Linked DNA regions of Homo sapiens: region 1 is linked to region 2. A link is a loop called in an ENCODE intact Hi-C map of the cell type or tissue named here. Cell type or tissue: endothelial cell of umbilical vein. All regions are shown on one strand.

The links. A loop is a pair of places that touch in the nucleus more often than their neighbours do. Peaks named below come from ENCODE experiments on the same cell type or tissue, not always from the same donor. Only the 100,000 strongest peaks of a DNase experiment are listed, where the experiment ranks them.
Region 1: it touches region 2 in a loop (5-fold over the local background); 2 of 110 quality-filtered maps call a loop at or near these places.

The regions. Positions count from the first base shown.
Region 1 is chr14:38,362,805-38,370,804 of GRCh38, reverse strand. No RefSeq gene overlaps it. Among named protein-coding and RNA genes, the nearest start is that of CLEC14A, 110 kb to the right of the region's middle. In endothelial cell of umbilical vein, no CTCF peak of the experiment used is centred here; DNase peaks (open chromatin) are centred at 2,984 and 4,194; H3K27ac peaks cover 2,186 bases.
Region 2 is chr14:38,286,672-38,294,671 of GRCh38, reverse strand. It overlaps LOC112268136 (a long non-coding RNA gene), which reads right to left. Exons shown (of 5, transcript NR_169588.1): 3 at 2,301-2,465. Among named protein-coding and RNA genes, the nearest start is that of CLEC14A, 35 kb to the right of the region's middle. In endothelial cell of umbilical vein, no CTCF peak of the experiment used is centred here; DNase peaks (open chromatin) are centred at 3,061, 3,841, 4,811 and 5,181; H3K27ac peaks cover 3,622 bases.

The DNA of each region.
Region 1 (8,000 bases), 76 kb before region 2:
CCACTACGCCTGGCCCATTATTGACTTTTTTTTAACCAAATAGTAACATTTAAAACTGTATACATACATATGTGTATATATATTTTCTGTATACATATATTTGTGTATGTATATATATATTCTCTAGACATAATTTTTATTTGTGATACTTATGTTCTATAATGTTTCTTTGAACACTGATTTAGCAAATACTGGATAATTGGTCTTAGAGGAAATATGGAGCTAGGTTCCTGCGAGCCCTCTGGTCACAAAATTTTTATTAATCAATCAATATATAACCCTGTTACCATTTTCTTTCTTTTATTCTTTAGGTGAGAAAACTTAAGATCTACCTCTTAGCAAGTTTCAAGTATGCATTATAGTATTGTTAACTATGATCATCATGCTATACATTAGATCTCTAGAGCTTAATTCATTTTTGCATAATTGAAATTTTGTACACTTTGACCAACTTCTCCCCATTTCTCCCTTCCACTATTTAAAGCCATAAAACCCCCCAAACAAAACCGTGTAACCTTGTTTTATGTGTGTTGTGATATAAAGACACCTTATTTAACATGTTGTTGATTCATTAACATTGAACTTATGGAGAATAGGTCTGTAACTCATGCCTGAACAAAGCTTAGCTAATATATATTTTCCATAAGGCCATGACAGCTTTCTTGTGTTTCAGAACACTAGATAGCACTTCCAACACTACAGTTTGGGGCCATTTTAAATAGCAAAATTATCGACAAAAAATCCTATGCAAAAATGCAAAGAATATGGCAGTAAATGGACTACCAAAGTGTTAAAGTGTTGGAAAATTATGACACTTTAGTAGTATGAGAGCTGAAACAAACAAAAAACATCATCATAGGGAGCCAGGGGCAAATACCAACAAGCTACAAACTGAAGGATTTCAAGAAAAGTGGGTCAAATATTACATAATTTCTCATCTTAACCATCTCTCAACACTTTCTGATTTCAGAATATGAAATTTATTAGAGAAGGTATGTAATACTCATGGTATTTTTCATGTTTCTAACTAGATTTGCTTTAGTGCATTTTAAGAAAGATGAAGAAAGCAAACCTACAATTTTATACTCTAATGGGCTGTCCCTTCAGCATTTCCAGTGACAATTTTATGGAAGTCGATTACTGAACTAAAATTAAGTTCTTGAGTGATTTAATGATATTAGCTTCAGGTAAGGCTCATTTTGATATGTCTAATAAGGATGTAACACACTGCAATGCATTCTTGAAGTCTGCTGGAGATATTGATTACACGTCAGGAATGCATTTAAACTAATTCATAAGATTTTTGTCAAATCAGTTGTCTGGCAGTTTACATAATAAAAAAATGATGAGTGATTAGCAAGCATCATTTTATATAGAGTGTCTCCCCTAAAAGCTGTTCTGTTATATTGTATGGGCATGCTGTCTTGATGAAATAGTAAACCAATTTACCCCTAATCATGATGTTTCACTCATATTTATCATAGAGAGGTGTCTATACTCTTGTGTTGTTCACCAATATAAGCCTAGGTTACCTGATTCATTTATGCTTCATCTACTTTTATTCTGACAACAGCAATTTATCATCTTATAAGACATAGAAGAATAGGTAAGCTTCCTGTTGATAGTATCTAATAATGTTGCACATTCTTACATTTTTAAAATTACTTTCATAACCATATTTCATTTAGTAAACTTAAAAATTACATGGAGTAGATTCAGATATTATTTTGACCACCTTACATAATGAAAATTGAAGTTCAGAGGATTAAGTGACCTGTCTAAGCCACCATAAGAAGCTTAAATCTGGATTTTATTTTTTAGTGTGACCTCTATGTATTATATTTCATCTTTTTATGCTTAAGAGACTAAAGACTAAGAGAAATTGAATTTTGAGAAAACAAAATTTTGACAACAAACTAAATCTCTTATGCTCTTGAGGGTAAAATAATTATTAATGTGGGATAGAAGATGTCATGGAAACTATTATTTTGAGCCAAATTCTAAAATAAATAAAAATACTAAAAGTTTCCATATATTATTATAGTTTTAAAAAAGCAAAACATCTATTAGTGAGGTGGCTTTCATACCATAACAATTGTAAATATAGTATAAAGTGATGAATTCTATCCAATTAAAATATAGAAACATCCAGTTAATTATCAAGATGATCCACAAATAACAGAGTTCAGAACTGGTCAAGGTGGTAATTAACAAGTTCTGAATTACACAGACAAGTTCTGCATAAAGTAGAGAAGGTTATAACAAGAGCTAGTGAAACAGATAAAAGGAAGGCTAAATTAGCAGTTTTTCTATCCTGTTTCCAACACTTTAATTATCTGAAGGAATGCTATGTTATTAGAGTCTCAACAAAAATTTCATAATAATTTTATTTCAATTTGTAATCATTCCAAGTGCCTGTAATCATTCCAAATGCCCGTACACAGGTGTCATAGAACTCTTCTGTAGTAAATGTTATAAACTCAAAACAGTGATACATTTGTATCACTCCAGGCAGGTTAGGAGGCACGACTTGATATATCTTGGTATAATCCATCTACGCTCATCCTGCCCCACCTCAGCAGAGTCCTGTGGATGGAGCTCTTAGATTGGAAAGACATGCATCCTGTCCTAAAGAGGAACGCTGAAAAAACTTCCTTACTGTTACTCTGAAGATACAAATTCTCCCTTCCCAGTCATACTCCTCCCTAGAGAGCCAGCCCCAAAGCCCTGCCTATCCTGCCTGTACCCTGTGGCTTTACACTGTCCCAGGGTCATTGCTAATTAAAGCTGAACCAATCAGATTCCATGAGAAATTTGAGTGACGTGGAGTGTAAACCAGTGAAACACATGTACTAGCTTGAAAGAGAGATTATGTAGAGCTGGGAAAGCCATTTTCATATTTCTACCATATAAGACCTGCAGCAAAGGAGCTTAACAGTAGTGAGAAATAGGAGGAGGAGGCCAAGGTGATTGTACCACTTTGACCACAGACAGGGAGAGAGACTTTTTGGTTTTCCAGTTCTCAGTTTTCCTGTTTGGACTTCCTGCCCTGGTGTTCTCTGCTTCAGTAAGATATCCCTGTGTTACTAGGATAAGGAATGCTTAAGTCTGTTGAAATGAACTTGTTTGTCCAATCAAATAGTCCCTGATTATGGCAATCACAAGCTGATCCGAAAGTAGTAGCAACCCTGTGCCAAGTGGCCAGACAGCCTCGGACTGGGTTTCAGTCAAATCTGATTAAGTTACCTCTCCCTACAGGAGAAAATAGCACCTTTACTCTAATAGCCTTTCAGCAGGTTTTTAGCAACACTGGTGTGTCTTATTCGCTCATAATTGTAAAATTGCAGAATTTTCTACCTGGAGTGGAGACTTAATAATCACATTTAGCTTTCTTATTTTGTCAGTGGGAGGACTGAGAAGCAAGGAGGTTGATTGTCTTGTTCAAGGGCTTGGGAAATTCCTAGCTTGGATCTCTTCATTTGGCCTCTCTCCACAGGACCTTTGCTGTCTGTTGGTAGAGGGGTCTTTTGAGTTTTCTTTCCTTGTAAAGGGAAGGTTCTGCTGCCCATAAAACCTTCAGCTAACTTTGTGGATCCGCTAAGAATCATGTTCAGCTGCATATAACAACATGTCAGATATATCAATGGCTTAAACTTATGAAGATATATTTTATTCCACATAAAATAAGTTTGGAGATGTGCAGTCTGGGGAAGATATGGTGACCCCATGATCATCAGGGACTCATCCTCCATCTCTATTTCTGCTCTTCCATTCTTATTTGACTTCCATCTGCTCTTCCATTCTTATTATTTGGCTTCCATCTGCAGGATCACCACAATAGTCCAAAATGGTGTTTGGAGCCTCATCTATCATATCTGCATTCTAGGAGGTAGGGTGTGGAAAAGGAAGGGGCAAAGTGACACATGCCAGCTGTCTGTCTTCTCATTCTAATAGCTTTTGTTTACTTCTCACTGGTCATAGCTCAGTGAAGTGGCCACTTTAATCTCAAGATAAGCTGGGAAATGCATTATTTTAGCTAGGCACATTGCCACCCTAAATAAAATTGGAGCTCTCTTACTAATAAAGAAAGGGTAAATGAATGTTGAAGCAGCAATGAGAAATCTATGCCATACCTTCCTGGACTTTTTCTCTAGCGGATATCTTAGAATGTTCCCATCATTAGGGGGCATCCTAAACTGTTGGGGAAGTTCTTTCTGAGTCATCTCCTTTTCCTGTTAGATCTCCCCATCCCCCTAAACAATGTCAATCTGAACCTCTGTCTAGTTCTAGTATCCACCCACTATGAGCTGACTCCTTTTATCCTCTCTTGGCAGAGGTTTTGCTGTAGCACATATCGGCACCAGCAATAGTAAAATGCATACCCCAAATATGCTCCATTTACTGTCTTTTTAAAAATGCTTTTCACGTCATTACCGAACCCTAAGTAGGAGGAAGACACTCCTTAGTCAGTGGTAAGGCAATCTCTGCTCCTCTTCAAAAGGTTGTCTGTAGAATGATGATAATAACAGTCTCAACCAGTAAGATGTTTTATGATGATGATATAAGTTAAAATAATGTGGAAAGCACTTAGGACACTGTTTTGGAACAAAATAAGTCCCCTATGAATGTCTGTTATTGTTATTATTCATTAATATTATGATTGTTATTATTATCAACACATGGCTTTTTTTATACTGAGGAATATTTAATGATCATCTAGGAAAAAGATATTCTTGTCTCCTAAACAAAAATTCCTCCCAGGAGAATTATTAATGGGCCTGTAAGGCAAGGGAGAGGCATTATGTTCAGGAAGCCACTGCAAGAACAGCTATATAATACCATACAAGCTTTACCAAGTCACCTAGTTGGTAAAGTGGTACTTTACAGTGTGAGTGTTGGGAGACATGCTTCCTGTAAGAGAAGCTTCTCATCTCCAGGAGGCCTTCTGAGCCAAGGATGGTGATGAGGTGGCAAGGAAGATACTTAGAGAAGAGCCAACACACCAAACCAGAGGGAAACATGCTAAACTGTCTCCTTCACAAGTTTTCATAGACTTGTATCTGGTAAGCTGGGTTCCAGGTGTTTTTGGATGAAATTCCTACTGATTGAGTTTCCTAACTACATTCCAATAATCCACATATGCTTTTGATGAGCTGCATGGAAATTTAATGTTGTTCTAAATTAAGTGGAGAGGAGAACAGGAATGTGTTAATTATACATAACAGTGAACCAAGTGTAAAAACTGAAGTCTGTAAATTTATTCTTTGAAGCATATTTCTTGCTTAAAAAAAAAGAAACTAAAAAAATGATGAGACCGTTTAGTGCCTGAAAAATGTGGGGCACTGGGACATGCTATACTTTGAGTTGTTCTTTGAATACTGTGAACTTAGTCGTTATTGAGAGGCTGATGTGCCCTCAAGAGTGATTGTAATTAAAGCCTGATTTGAGAGTCTTTTTTATTTCTGATATGGTTCTAAGAGTGTGTGAGAAAGTTCTGAGGACTGACATTTGGAAAGAAGCAGAGAGTGACTTTTGTATCCTGAGTAAATCACTTCCAATGAAGAGACAGAATTAGAGACAAGAACAGAACAAAAGGTTTAGGGGAAAGGAGGATCTTAGGTGAAAAGGAAACATATAATTCTATCAAAATGGTTTATACTGACATGCTACAAAGGCACATTCAACTAGCAATCACTTTTGAAATAGTCAGGAGAGAGAAATGTGGACACTTACATGAACTGAAAATTCCATTCAAGCACCTCTTTGGATCTTCTTTATCTATACTTTGCTTGGAAGTGAACAAAAATAGATCTTTGAGTATGATTTTTCATTTTCCATTGTCAGAGCACAGGATGTCTCACATGAGGGATAGTAACGCTAAGCACTTTCTAGTTGAGGAGAAAGGCGACAAAGATTATCAAGGAAGATCTCCAAAGAACATGGAATTGGAATTCAGGAAAATAGCTTCCTTCCCTCTAACTCTGTGGCCAAGTTTCTCTCCTGCTTTCTCAAAGATGATTCAGGTTCCTAAATGTAAAATGAAAATCATTCATTCCACCTATCTCATCTATTTAAGTTAAATAAAGCTTCAATATATAGTAGCTGTATAGCAGCTTAGAATGTCCAATAAAAAATAGTCTGCTCAATTTGCAAATTTGCACCAGAGTCTGGAAGATAGGAATATACATATAGATATATAAATATAGTACACTTAAAGTCCGGTGGTAATTGATGATCATTTCCTAGTTAGTAACCAAGACTTACCTAATCAGCAAGGATAGTTTAGGGAGTCGGGGTGGAGAGTTAAGGAGCAGCTCTCTACCCTGCAAGCGGGGAAAGACTTGAAAGATGCAGATGCTATCAACAAACTGTATTTGGATACTGAAACACAGTTGAAGATATTGAGAAGAGAACCCTTTCCAAATTGAGGGGAGCACTCCTTGAGGGGAGAAGCATACAAGATTGCTGGTCTGCAATCTTACTGGGAATGAGGGAGAACACTTAGATGAATCCACGAAACAAACTTTGATAAAAGGAGCAAATATCATAGGAGGGGAAGGAGGGAGTTGTGGTAGGTCCCTGATGACTTATATGGATAAAGAACTGGAAAACTACCCTGAAATAACACTTAGACTATCTGCTACCTACATACCAGCTATAGAGCCTGGGTAATATTAAAAACAAAGGGTATTTGAGATAAAAATCCAGGACAATGTGATTTTGTGGTTATGGCTGAGATTTTTTTTTTTTTTTTTTTTTTGAGACGGAGTCTCGCTCTGTCGCCCAGGCCGGACTGCGGACTGCAGTGGCGCAATCTCGGCTCACTGCAAGCTCCGCTTCCCGGGTTCACGCCATTCTCCTGCCTCAGCCTCCCGAGTAGCTGGGACTACAGGCACCCGCCACCGCGCCCGGCTAATTTTTTGTATTTTTAGTAGAGACGGGGTTTCACCTTGTTAGCCAGGATGGTCTCGATCTCCTGACCTCATGATCCACCCGCCTCGGCCTCTCAAAGTGCTGGGATTACAGGCGTGAGCCACCGCGCCCGGCCGGCTGAGATTTCACAGGATAGTTTCTGTCTGAACTTGGTTGTCAATACCGAAACCCTGACTAGAAGCTTAAGCTTCCCTGGGTCCAGGCTTTGCAAGGCATCTTTTCTTGGAAGCTTGATTCTGCCCAGGTTTTCTTTGGCACAGGGTAGGGACCCATTTAAATTCTTAAAAAAAAGAAAACTGGTTTAATAACACCACTTTGTTATTATTATGTGTTATTACAAAGACCTGGGGGTTGGGAGATGGTATTCAAGGGATTCTGAGGCTGATCAATGTAACATATGTGACCATGAAAGGCAGTAACACCCAACACACTTTATTGAGCAGCACTTCTACCGAATTGCGTAAGAGGGGAAATCCGTCACAGCACACGATCATCCAGAGGCTTCAGATGGGGAGCCATCCTCCAGGAGATGAGGAGGGCAAGGGAATCCCTGGGTGAGAGCAAGATCGGAAACGGTGCTTCCTATATAAGTGATGTCACTCAGCAATCTGACAGAGGTCTCTGGGTCAGAGACCTCCAAAGGGCCATAGCAGTTTGGTTTTGTAACCACAATGTTTTACCTTATCAATGGGTAACAGCTGTCAGGTAAGGTTTCACAGGGTATGCAAAGCAGGCAGACTCTAAACAGTTAAAAATCTGTATTTTTGAAACAATTGGATATGTCAAGTTTAAGGTTGGTGCTAGTGGGCTTTTGAACTAATGTGTCTCAGCCTGCAGTGAAGAAATGAACAAACTGACGTATATACAGAGGCAATCTTTGGCTCGTTTATATAACAGCTATAATAAATGCTTATTATAAAAAAATTCAAACAATGCAAAAAGTAAAAAGAGGAAAGGAAAAACTACTCCATATCTTTCAACCCATAGATAAGTGCTATTAAGATTTTGGTCTGTATTCATATTTGTACATGTGCACACACACAAAATATAAACACATTGTTGTAGAC
Region 2 (8,000 bases):
ACTCATCTAGTTTGAAAGTCAAAGTTATACTGGCCTCATAAAATGCTCAAATAGCTTTTTTAAAAAAATTTGAAGCAACTGTAAAATACAGGGATTATCTGTTCCTGGAGTGTTTGATGGAAATCGCCTGTAAAAGTTTCTTGGTTATAAAAGAGGTGAAAGATCTCTGCAAGGAAAACTGCAAAACACTTTTGAAAGAAATCATAGATGACACAAACAAATGGAAACACATTCTATGCTCTTGAGTAGGAAGAATCAGTATTGTAAAAATGACCATACTGCCCAAAGCAATTTACAGATTCAATGAAATTCCCATCAAAATACCATCATCATCCTTCACAGAACTAGAAAAAAAATCCTAAAATTCATATGAAACCAAAACACAGCCCACATAACCAGAGCAATACTAAGCAAAAAGAACAAAGCTGGGGGCATCCCATTACCTGACTTCAAATTGTACTACAAGGCTATAGTTACCAAAAGAGCATGGTACTTGTATAAAAAGAAAAAGGCATGTAGACCAATGGAACAGAATAGAGAACCCAGAAATAAAGCCAAATACTTACAGCCAACTGATCTTCAACAAAGCCTACAAAAACATAAATTGGAGAAAATTCAATAAATTGTGCTGGGAAAACTGGGAGACCACATGTAGGAGAATAAAATTGTATCCCCATCTCTCCCTTTATACAAAAATCAACTCAAGATGGATCAAAGACTTAAATCTAAGACATGAAATCATAAAAATTGGAGAAGATAACATCAGAAAAACTCTCCTGGACATTGGCTTAGGTAAAGAATTTATGACTAAGACACCAAGACAAACACAACAAAAACAAAAATAAATAGATGGGACCTAATTAAACTAAAAAGCTTCTACACAACAAAAGAAATAATCAGCAAAGTAAACAGACAAGCCACAGAGTTGAAGAAAATATTCACAAACTATACATCCAACAAAGGACTAGTGTCCAGAATCTACAAGGAACTCAAACAAATATCAAGAAAAAAACAAATAATCCCATCAAAAAGTAGGCAAAGGACATGAATAGACATTTCTCAAAAGAAGATATACAAACAGCCAACAAACCTATGAAAAAATGCTCAACATCACTAATCATCAAGAAAATGCAAATTAAAACCACAATGAGATACCACCTTATTCTTCCAAGAGTGGCCATAATTAAAAAGTCAAAAAACAATAGATGTCAGCATGGATGTGGTGAAAAAGGAACACTTTTACACTGCTGGTGGGAATGTAAATTAGAACAACCACAATGGAAAATAGTATGGAGATTCCTTAAAGAACTAACGGTAGAACTACCATTCAATCCAGCAATCCCATTACTAAGTATCTTCCCAAAGGAAAATAAGTTATTATATGAAAAAGATACATGCACGTGCATTTATAACAGCACAATTCACAATTGCAAAGATATGGAACCAACCTATGTGCCCATCAATCAATGAGTGGATAAAGAATATGTGATATGTATACACCATGGAATACTACTCAGCCATAAAAAGGAATGATATAATGTCTTTTGCAGCAACTTGGATGGAGGTGGAGGCCATTATTCTAAATGAAGTAACTCAGAATGAAAAACCAAATATCATATGTTCTCACTTATAAGCAAGAGCTAAGCTATGTAGATGCAAAGGCATAAGAATGATATAATGGACTTTTGGGACTCAATGATGGAGACGGGGAGAGAGGTGAGGGATAATAGATTACATATTGGGTACAGTATACACTGTTCAGGTGACAGGTGCACCAAAATCTCAGATATCACCACTGAAGAACTTACCCATGTAACCAAAAACCACCTGTACTCCAAAAACTGTTGAAATAGAAATAATTTTTTTAACTGGCTTGGTTAAGCATATCTTTTCATTTATTATATTTTAGGTTTTGGCAAAATCTTTAAATATTATTTAAATGTTTTTAATTAGTACTAATCTATTCAGCTTTCATATTTTATTCTCATGCTTATTTGACATATTATACTATTGCAGACATTTATTCACTTATGATTTTTGTGAATATTCATATTTACTGAGGAATAGTACTGGATCCTTATCTTCTCTTATTCCATTTAATTCCACCTTTAAAACACCGTTATATTTATATCCCATGTTACTTAAAATTGCAACAGAAACAACCCTTATCATTAAGTACTTTTTAAGCAGGTTTCCTCAGTTTCTTATATTCCAACATTTGGATGTGCCATGATCTAGTTAATGATTCAGGTGACAGATTGTATTTTCCAAAGATAGCCACAATGCATTTCCCATCTCACCTGCTCTTTTAAGAGGTGTCTGCATTCTTTTCCTTTGAAAATGGCAAGTTTTGACTCATCAGTATCCAACAGAATGAAGCAGAGTGATGTTTTATGACTTCCTAGGCTAGGTAAGAATATGCAGCACAGCTTCAGCCTTGTTTGGGGAAGACAGTGACAGAGCTACTAGAAGGAAAAATAATATAAGCAGTTACTCCAGTTGCTACTGCTGTGCAACAAATTACTTCAATTTTAGTGGCTTAAACAGTGATGATTTTTTTTTTTTTTTTCAGAAATCCTTGTCTCTCTTCTACAATGTCTGAGGCCTCAGCTAGGAAGATTCAGTGATTAGGGTGACTCAGTATGGCTAGAATCATCTGAATGTTTCTTCAAATAATTTCCTTTAATAAAAGATACCTCCAAATTTGGCAGCTACATGCATTATATCTGGGGCTCCACCCCATAGTCAGTCTCTATGGCAATTTAACATTTCTCTTCACCACCACTTAAAAATAGACAAGAAAAATCCCATTTATCAAAATACTTCAGTGGCCATTTGCAGAAGGTATCAGAGCAGATTCCAAGATAATGGACTCAAAGTTACTAACATCAGTGTGATCTGCAAGGGCACAGAGAGTCCTGATTTCTCCCCCTGAATCAGTTATCTGACTCATGATTTCCAAGAGACCTTCCACCTAACATTTGACATAAAAGCTATCTTTAATGTGCCCACCCCCACTTTTTTGTTTCTCATCGGCAGAAAAATATCAAAGTGCAGATTTGCACTTCAAAAATGGTGAAGGGAAGTACAGCTTCATTTGGGAGTTTTCTGATGTTAGATTCCTATACCAAAAAGTATAAAATCTTTTGTAGAATGCATTTAGAAAGGTTCTCATCTGAGGCAAGAAAAAAGGTCTTGAAATAAAAAATTAGAGGATATTAACTCTTTGGAAGCACTTTAAAAATTGCCCTTCTAGGAAGTTGCTTCTATTTTAATCCCTACCTGTAAGTTCAGTTTTCCCAAGGACAAACATCTAGAGCACAGCATAATTATTCTAAGATGAGACATACTTCCACTTTTTAAAAAAGAACAATAGCATTAAAAATCCTGCAAAGAAAAATCTCCAATTCAGAAACTGGAAGCTACTTTCTTTCATCCCATTGTTAACACGTTGTTTTGATATAAAGAATCTAAAGAAACAATCTAGACACTGACTAACTTAATGCCAATGACAATTACAATCTTGTGTCATAAATACATATTTACTGCAATAATTTTAAATGTATTATTTAAAAGTGATATGATAGCCTAGGAGAATATACCAGAATAAGTATTCAAATAATAATTGTCTAATAAGAGTTGCAGTTATGCAATTCACACCAGCACATGCTTAGATTGATGACTTAGCACACTCGTTCCCATGAAGTGAAAAGGTTTACTTCCCAATTAAATTCTTAATGCTTTTCAAAGTTTTCTTGTCCTAGTATTTGTATTTTCCTTAGTATCGTATCAGAATCTTTGCCATCATCATTAGCCAATGTGTTTATTCAGTCATTGTGTGAATAGCTTTGATCTGAGTGTACCAAGATAAGCTTCCTGAAGTCCAGTAAACACTCAGAGTTGTTTTGGAACATGAGCCAACTGCTTTCCTCTCTCACGAACTCTCTGCTTTAATGACTCATGACGCTGAAATAAATTGGAATTTAAACAGTTAGGAAAGATTTATGGACTTAGAATTATCCGGTTTGGGGTCTTAGACAAACCTAAAATTATTAAATATTATGCATATATTCTAATTTTTGCCCTGATCTCCCTTCAAATGAGAGGAAATGGCTATGAAGATATGAATTTTTTCCCTATCTAACATATCGGCTGTAATTGGATTAATAATAACAGGGTTACATTTGTTAAAATGGTAGGTTGAACATATGCATTAGCTTCCATTCCTCATTTAAACCCCAGTAAGACAACAATAAAAGGATTTTTTTAGATAGCATAGCAAGGACAAAGATAATAGGAGAGAACACAATCATGATAAATTTTTGGAAACTGGAAAGCAGATGGACTAGAAAGCTAAATACTAAATTAGCAGTGAGCATCTGAAAAGCAACTTAATTTTATACCAAAGAACTCAAAAAGGATCCACATTAATGATACCAGTAACCCCTGCAGATGGGAGCGGGAGAGATACAGGCTAAAAATTAAATTACAGCCGAAAGTCTTTTTAAAAAAGAGTTTGGTTTTCAGATTCTCTCTACTTTCTTGTGCAGCTAGACAACAGTTTCTTCCTTGCCCTGGGAGTTTTAACATCTCCAGAATATAAAATACACTCTCTCTGTACTGAAAGACTATACAGTAACATAGTGGGTGAGCAGCCAGGCTTTTGTCTCCCAGGTAGGAGATTAGAAGCACATTCACTGAGGACTCTAACTAGTCTAACTAGTCAAGAGAAAAGAGCAAAAATTACTGACAGTGGAGTTTCTATCATACAGGCCACTCTACAGAAAAGCCCTTAGACAATAAGCCACATGCTTGCACACACAGAGCTTTCAATAAACTGTTTAGTTCATTGCTTTTAATTTTCTAAAGTTTGCTGACAAACTTCCTATAGCATTCAAAGAATAGAGGCATTAGAAATTAAAAATAAGGTAAGAATTTTTAAAAGACTCAATAAATAGTTGGAAGATAAAGTTGGACACAAGATTCTAAAAGTATCAAGGAAGAAAAAGTAGGTTTTGTAAGAAGAATTAAGAATGGCTTGGATATCACGAGGACAACAAATGAAGGTTAGAATCAATTGAATAATGCCTCAAAATACTAAGGACATTTGTGGGGTTTTTTTCCTGAAATTTCATACCCAAACAAATATCAACTAAATATGAGAGTAAAATAAAGTCATTTTAAGACATGCAAGGTCTTTCTAGAGGATGTGCTCCATGAAAATGAGGGAGTAAACAAAGAGGGAAAGAGAGAGAGTGTGTGTATGTGTGTGTGTCCAGGAAGCAAGAGAACACAAATATGAATGAAGGTTCCAAGACTACAGAGCTCTAGTAGGCTCTGAGATTAATCCATCTATATTGGAGCAGATTATGAGGCTTTAAGAGGCCTCTCTGAGAAGGAAAGAACAGAACACCAGTATACCTAATGAGCTAAGGGGAGGTTTAACATGTGGAAAACTGGGTGCAAGGTACATATGACTTCTCTGTACCATCCTTGCAAGTTTTCTGAAAATCTGAAATGATTCTAAAATCAAAAGTAGAACTCTACTGGGACACAAGAGTCAGGGAGGTGGTGCATGTATGTAGTAGGTGGTAACTGAAAAGGAGTTAGTCTTCATTTTTCTAAGTCTAAAATTGGAAAATCAAGAGGTTAAAATGTAAACATGTTACTTAAAGATGTAGAAGTCAATATGGAAATACAAAGATGTAACTGGAGAGCAAGTTGGGGAGTACCGGTTTAGTAACAAGCCTAGTTACAGTTTTTGACTTTAAGTCTGTGCCTGTACAACCTGATGAAATAGAAAACAAATTTAAAGGGAAAAGATGTGGTTCTCATATATCATCCAGATTTTCAGTTATTTGAAATTTTAATACCAAATAACATTTCCCATTGCCCTACTTACCCACCCCATGTTACCTTATCAAACCAGATCAGTGATGCTTTCAGAAATTATTTGGTTTGATCAATTCAGTGACTCTAGGAAAGAGTATGCTATTAGTAATAGTTTATGTGATTTACATATTTATACTTTGAATATACATGACCCTACCAAAATTATATCTAAAAATATTTATTATTCTTTATTATTAGGTTAAAAATTGTTTTCTTTTCACATCAAATATTTACTTCCTTTTTTCACAAGGGCATGTTACACTGCCTCCCATTTTGCAAAAGCAAGACAAAGTGCAAATTAAAGGAGTTTTAATGTATATTTAACCAGATATTCCAGGATACAGGATGTAACTTGTGTTTATACTTTTTTAAATACTTTCGAATATAATTATTAGAAAAATACTTAAAAATGGGTAATGTTTACCATAAGAGCCTCCATTGTGTGGTTATTGACTAATTTATTTTTTAATTTGACAAATGATAATTGTACATATTCATGGGTACATAGTGACATTTTAATGCGTATAATGTATAGTGCTCAGATCCAGGTTATTAGCACATCCATAATCTCAAACACTTATCATTTCTTTGTGTTGGGAACATTCAATATCCTCCATCTGCTATTTGAAACTATATATTATTGCTAATTAAAATCATCCTACAGTGGTAGAGAACACTATACTTTATTCCTCCTATCTAGCTGTAATTTTGCATTCTTTAACAAATCTCTCCCTAGCCCTCCCTTCCCCCTACCCTGCCCAGCCTCTAGTACCCTCTGTTCTGCTTTTTACTTCTATGACATCAACTTTTTTAGCTTCCACATATGAGTGATAACATGTGGTGTTTAACTTTGTGTTCCTGGCTTATTTCATTTAACACAATGTCCTTCAGTTCTATCCATGTGGGCACAAATGACAGGATTTCATTCTTTTTAATGGTTGAATAGTATTTCATTGTGCACGTATACCAAATTTTCTTTGACTATAATTAAATTTTCGCATACTGGTGAAAGTGGGGGTCTATTTTTCCCATTTCTTCCTAGTTAATAGCAGAACATATCGTGAGAAAGATCTTACTCATCTTCAAATTTTCTTTTTCTTTCTTTTTTTTTTTTTTTTGAGACGGAGTCTTGCTCTGTCACCCAGGCTGGAGTGCAGTGGCGCGATCTCGGCTTACTGCAAGCTCCGCCTCCCGGGTTCCAGTGATTCTCCTGCCTCAGCCTCCCGAGTAGACTAGCTGGGATTACAGGCACGTGCCACCATGCCTGGCTAATTTTTGTATTTTTAGTAGAGACAGGGTCTCACCCTGTTAGCCAGGCTGGTCTCAAACTCCTGTCAGGTGATCCGCCCGCCTCAGCCTCCCGAAGTGCTCGGATTATAGGTGTGAACCACTGCGCCCGGCCCAAATTTTCTTACCTATCATGCGTCTAGAAAGAATCAAGTTCTCATCTATATAAATTGCACATTTTCTCTGATTGGCATACCGTGTTGAATCTTTGTCCCTTTTCTACCAGAAAACAAGATGTTCTTGTTTAAGTGGCATTTCTCTAGTTCAATAGGTTCCTTGAGCTATTCAATGGGTCCAGTAATAATATGCTAATTTTTTACATTGATTCAAATGTGTTTCAGTAACTCTGTCCTCGTATTGTTCTTGCATTATCTCAAACATAACTTTATCCTTCAATTCATACCACACTGCATCTGCCTTGCTATCCTGCTGTTACCCCTCCTCCTCTCATAACTAAACCAGCAAGACTGAATTGTAGTGGATGGAAAGAAACATGGTAGAAGGGAATGGAAATAAATTTTAAGTCAAGGTTAAATTTTATTTTGCATTTCCAAAGGAATCAATGGATTTGTGCTCTTAAACATTTTTTAAGCACAAATGAATGGTCTATGATTTTAACCTTGTGTATAATTTTGTAACATAGATTTTTATCACAGTAACAGTTAATAAGAGGATTTCATGAATTAGTTTATGTTTTAAATTTTTTCTCCTTACTAAGAAATTTCACAATACCTGAAAAGGACTGCATCCAAACTCATTCCCAGACCTCCCACTGATAAAATTATGCCCAAATGATTGTGCCTCTCCCTACTGGCACTGAC